Linked DNA regions of Homo sapiens: region 2 is linked to region 1. The links are chromatin loops, found by intact Hi-C in ENCODE. Cell type or tissue: ascending aorta. All regions are shown on one strand. Each heading gives the region's core, and the rest is flanking DNA. Links, peaks and the distances in the headings are about the cores only.

Region 1 (2,921 bases), core at 94-2,593:
AGCATTGCAGTTAACGGAAAGGAAATCTCTTGAGAGCAAGGTCTATTTTTTATTTTTAATCTTGGGTAATAATAAAGTTGGCAGTCTGTATATGCCTGAGTGCGTAAACAAATGTACATAGGCAAACTTTCAAACTAGACATCCTTTGTATCAGTAAGATGGATGCTCAATGTCTTGGGTAATACAGAGATACAGAAGAGACAGTCTTTACCCTTGCTGAGTGTGAAAAGATCCTTCGTTTAGTAACTGTAACAACCATTCTTTTTATTGTGTTTTGTGTCTGGGGTGAGCAAGCTGAATTCTGGATTTTATTCCAGATCAGAAATTACTCCTTATTACTAATCCAGTCTTAAGGATTTACAGAATGTTTTTCTTTCAGATTTAGTTAAATTTCCCAGCATGCCTCTGAATGAGGTAAGAAACATACATGTCCTAGAAGAAAAAAAAAGTCAGAAAAAGTGGCATTTTACTGTATTTCATTATTTTGTTATTAGAAGGAGAGGACACAATTTGATACACCAGCATCAGTCATTAAAGGTACGCTCTTGTGTGGGGGAGCTGTGCTGAAGGGATAGAAGCCAGTAGCTAATCCACTGTTATACTTTTCTAGAAGAATAAACAGACTCCTGTGAACTACCAACTTTGAGTATTAGATTAGGATAAATCCAGGAGGGCTTTATTCCACCCAAAATTCAAGTGAAGACAGAGTCTTCAAAAAGCCCCAGGATGAAGAATCACTTCCTGAGAATCAGGGAACATTTACCTTTATTAACCATCATTAGCTGATTCCGGCTTACAGAAATTCCCCTGAGAATGGGTGTTGAAGTAATCACTGCTCTCTGCTCTACTTCCTTAAAAAGAAATCAGTTTTAAATGATGGGTCTTCACTCTTTCCAGACATTCCCAGCTCCACAGACTTAACAGCTTTTCTTTGTAAGTTGCCTGAAGGGAGCAGGGCTTGAAATCAAACTCATTCTCCATTAGACTTGCCAAGGCCCCAGGCAGTGCTGGGGAAAGGTAGCTCCCTTTGCAGCATAACTTTCACGAGTGCAAGTTGGGACTCAAGTCCTGAGACAGCTCACAAGCCCTGGCTGATTTAACTTGCCACTTTGTAGCTATTCTTGGCACATAGCCTGCATAGAGTTGGCCTATGAGACTTTTCTCTGTTTATAGCACCTTTCAACTCAGGCACTGAGAATGCTGACCAACAGTGTTGCTTTTTTTGTTCTTATTGCCCTTTCCAGAAACTATGTAAAATGGAAAACAGTTCCCATTTCTCTCATTCCAGCTGTGCCATCTGAGAGCACATTTCTCAGAGCACCCCCCCAACCCTTTTTTTTTAAATACATGACCACAAAAATGTCTCAGGAATGAAATTCTTTGAAAAGCTAAGACTTTCTTCTGCCCCATCCCTGGTAAACTCCGTTTGTTAATAAGTGCTACCATGGGTGCTTTGGTGAAGTATGTTTCACAGGTGACTCTTGTGAAATCTTACTGTCATTCATTGGCTCATTCCATCAAAACTAAGCAGGCAAGTTATAAGTGCAAGACAAATGGGAGGTACAAAGATGTATCAGCCTGCTTCTAGTAGGCTACAGTCCACCAGGAAAGATAAGCAATAAAAATTCATTCTATTCATGCTAACAGAAGTACAGACAACGTGCTGAGTTACTGTATAAAGAGATTGATTAATTCTATTTGAGAGAACTGAAGTCATGTTTTACCCACCTCTGCTTTTGCACAAAACATTCTTCCTGCCTAGAGCACCTTTGCCTGGCTATTGTTACAGGGTCTTCAAAGACTCCATTCAGATGTCACCTCTTCTTAGGAGCCTTTCTTGAAACTTTTGGTCTGGATTCATTGTCTCTTTTTACTTCATTTCTGTATTTATATCTGTGACATCATATATTAATTATTGATGTGTGACCTCTTTGCTGAAGTGTAAGACCCCAGAAGGCAGGGATTCAATCTTTTATTTCAGCATTCCCAGTGCCTGAATGTCACTCTGCTTTCAAAGAAAATGATTAATAAATGAATTAGTTAATTTAGCATGATGGTATTGCAATTTGTGTGCTTATCAGAGTTTTATGATTGAAGGCAAATGTGATATTTGTATATTTTGACCACCAGTGTTTTACATCAAGAAAGAATAGTTATCCAAAAATGGAATAGATATTTCCATGTACTCATGTGAAAAATTATCTGTGGGGCTTTTCAGAAAATGGGTTTTTGTTACTTTTCCATTAGGACAGATGTTTTATCCTGTGACAGAATGGTAAAATTAAATTTCAGGACTTTTAAGGAAGAGAAAACAACCTTTTTTTTTTTTTTTTTTTTTTAGTGTTTATTTCCTCAGGTTTTATCATTAGATTCTTTTATAATGGCAGACATTCATATTTTAGAGTCATATTTTAGTCAGGTTTACACTATCAATATTCATGTCTGTTTTTGCAATCCAGAGATAATCTTTAAAAGCAGAAATCTATCTAAAAGGCTAGGGTTTAAAGTTCTTTTCATTTTCACTAACTCCTTAATATGGTATTCAGTGTACTCCATAGCTTGCAATTTACAAATGCTGTATCTACATGGTCTGCCAATACAGATGCAATTGTATATTAATCAGAATTTTTAAAATCAGAATGGAAAAGAGGCAGGGAACAATTTTTAAAAGTTTAATAGATAAAGAAACAAAGAAAATGTAGGAGAGCTGAAGACTAAATAACAAATGCATACAATAGGAGATTGGTGAGCTACAGATTTTTAGTGAACTGTGCATGTTGGGGGCACGTGAGAGCTCACCTCCCCTCAAAAAAACAGAATGTACCAACTTTTCACCCTAGTAACAGATTTTACTTTGCATGCCAGTGTACTTTACAAGGCTGATGTAATGACTTCTTCCCCTAAAAGAAGGACTGAAATAG
Region 2 (2,921 bases), core at 244-2,743, 68 kb before region 1:
AGCTTATACTCCATAGATTAGTGACGTGCCAGGCAGTTTTTGTGCTTTTATAATTTATAACATCTTTTAGCTTTTACAATAAAAGATATACTTATATAAGGCTAATGTTAAGACAAATTTACACATAGAGTAATAATTCAGCCATACATGGAAATGCCTTTTTTTTTTTTTTTTTTTTTTTTTTTTTTTTTGCTTGTCTGGGTGCGTGAGAAGTAATGCTTGCTTGGGGCTATTTTAAATGCACAAAAAATTATTTGTAATTTGATAAATGCCATTTGATAAATGACATTTTTTTAGGGGGACAGAGTTTAACTCTGTCACCCAGGCTGGACCGCAGTGGCACGATCACAGTTCATTGCAGCGTCAACCTTCTGTGCTCAAGTGATCCTCCCACCTCAGCCTCCTGAGTAGCTGGGACTACAGGCCTACACCAACACAGTCAGCTAATATTTAAATTTTTGTAGAGACAGAGTCTCCATTTGCTGCCCAGGTTGGTCTTGAACTCCTGGGCTCAAGCTATCCTTCCCACTCAACCTCCCAAAGTGCTGGGATTGTAGGCATGAGCCACCATACCCAGCTGATAAATGGCGTCGTTGATAGTTTTAAGAGAATTCTGAGTTGTTTAGATCAAATGGATTTTAAAACATCATATAAATATGACATGCAACACATAAACACAAACATCCAAGTAAGGAAAACAACAAAAAATTAATAAAAGGGTGGCTAAGCTGTGAGTTTAGGAAAATGCATAGTCTACAGCAAAGCTCAGAAATTCTAATCTCTGATTTTTAGTCATCTCTGGAAATGAATACTTTCCATTAATTTGGAGCTCCATTTTAATATTAATATTACTGCTTATATTCCCCTCTTAGGGAAATAGAAACAATGTTATATTTATGGATAAATACCATATTTCTTTTTTTGTCTTTCTTCAAGCTTTTTTGATTTGTGAATTAATCTTAAGTTTTTCAGAATTATGTATAATTCTAATATTAAAAGGATGATATTTTTTCTAAATTGGTTTAGTTTTCACATCCTTTTTAAGGCTGGCACTTTTGCAGATAGTACCATCTTAAGTAGGCCACAGCTTTGATTCTTGATAAATACCTCACTTACTGAACACTTCTTACATGCCAGGCACTGTGCTAAATGCTTTTCAGCTATTAGCTCCTTCCAGCCTCACAATAACCCTGTGAGGTAGATACTCTTATTAACCCCATTTCACAGAGAAAACAGCTGAGGTGCAGAGAGGAACTTACCCAAGGTCATTTAGCTGCTATGAGGAAGGAGCAGGATTCATATTTGTGTCTCTCTGACTTCACTGGTAACTAGAAAGTCTTTTATTCTGCTTCCCTTTAACCTCAGAAGTATTTTTTTGAAATAACATTTTCCACAGAAATCCTTAAATCATTCCTTTTCCTTGCCTCTTTCTCTTCCTGCCCACTCTGTCTTTTCTCAATGACCATGATTCAAAGTGTCGACTGTAACCAATGAGCAGGGCACCATGCTGATGAGACTACAAATTTGATTAAGACATGTCTTCGGTTTTTTTCAGACTTGACATATTTGATGGAAAAACAGGCTTATACCACATTTGTGATGTGCTCAAATTGTGTCTGTTTTCATAAACTCTTAATTTTCCTTCATTTAGATGAAGGATTCTTTCCCTGTTAGCCCCTGAAGAATGAGAATGGGCATGAAGGAGTCTAGGAAGCCCTTGAAGCTGTGTGCACAATTTTGTGCTTATGTGTATTTTGTGGGAGAAGAAGAGCCACATTCCTCAGATTCTCAAAAAAGCCCATGGCACCACGAAATTAAGAAATCATTTATTAGTGGGAAGATTCATTTATTCTGAGTCATTTTTCTCTTCATTAGGTCAAAGTGTAACAACAACATGAAGGCCCATTCCTGACAGATGAAAGCATAAGAGGACTGTGATGCATGTGTTACGACTGTGGGGAGACTGACCCACTTCTTTCCTCCAGACTGAATACCGCTTCCCTCTGTCTTTCTGGTGAAACCACCAAGAGTCATTAAGGGCAAGACATGGCACTCTTCATGTCCTCACTCTTTCTGGTCACGTTTCAGCACTAGCTGCCCTGAGACCCCGGAGTGCAGAGGTTCTGCAAGACCCATCCCCGTACTTCTGAGAACACAGCCAACCCTGGCTCAGCCTAAATCTCTAATAAACGTGACCACTAGGGATGGAACATATGCTGATAAAATGCATTATATTTGTGTCATATGTTTCTTGCGCAGATTTATCTTTTTCTTGAAGTTATACATTTTAAAAACCAGAGTTCAGAAAAAAAGCTTTTTTATTAGATGTATGGGTTTGGCATTTAAAATGTCTGAAACGGTAGATAGGTTCTTTGATGGGATAGGAGATCTGATCTTCTCTTTTTGGAGTCACTGTGATCTTCCCTAACAATTCTCAAGACCAGCAAAATATAAAGCTGGAAGGAGCCTATGCAGTTAGCTAAGCCAACCCCTCATTTTGAGAGGAGGCGGTTATGTCTTCAGAGCAATTAAATGACTTGCCCTGTGGATTCCAGCTGGTGGGAACTGCAGTTTGAACTCAGATTTCTTCATGTACAGTTCAATCTTCTCTCTGCACACCACGTTGTCTTCCTGTCACCACGCCGTCTTCCAGCCCTTGAAAACATTTCAGCCCATGTAAAAATTAAGAAGGAAACACACTTCAGCTTCTCTATGACTCCCAAATTACTGACCTCCTTCCTTCAGTAAATAAAGAAGCACTGGAGCAAATACAGCTGATTTTTTAAAACCTGAGAATATGCTTTTAAAATTCTAATTTAAATTGCTTATAATTTCAAGTGGGCCATCTTAGACAGAAAAGAATGTGTAGACCGTAAGCCATTGTTTTATTTTATCTCCTTATCTTTGTTATTAATTATATG

The links. Hi-C counts contacts between places; a loop is a spot of excess contacts. Peaks named below come from ENCODE experiments on the same cell type or tissue, not always from the same donor. Only the 100,000 strongest peaks of a DNase experiment are listed, where the experiment ranks them.
Region 2: it touches region 1 in a loop (5-fold over the local background); 5 of 110 quality-filtered maps call a loop at or near these places.

What each region holds. Positions count from the first base shown.
Region 1 is chr2:40,279,670-40,282,590 of GRCh38, reverse strand. All of the region lies in intron 2 of SLC8A1 (solute carrier family 8 member A1), which reads left to right. Among named protein-coding and RNA genes, the nearest start is that of SLC8A1, 170 kb to the left of the region's middle. In ascending aorta, for the core only: no CTCF peak of the experiment used is centred there; a DNase peak (open chromatin) is centred at 1,110; H3K4me3 peaks cover 789 bases; H3K27ac peaks cover 1,714 bases.
Region 2 is chr2:40,347,858-40,350,778 of GRCh38, reverse strand. All of the region lies in intron 2 of SLC8A1 (solute carrier family 8 member A1), which reads left to right. Among named protein-coding and RNA genes, the nearest start is that of SLC8A1, 100 kb to the left of the region's middle. In ascending aorta, for the core only: no CTCF peak of the experiment used is centred there; no DNase peak of the experiment used is centred there.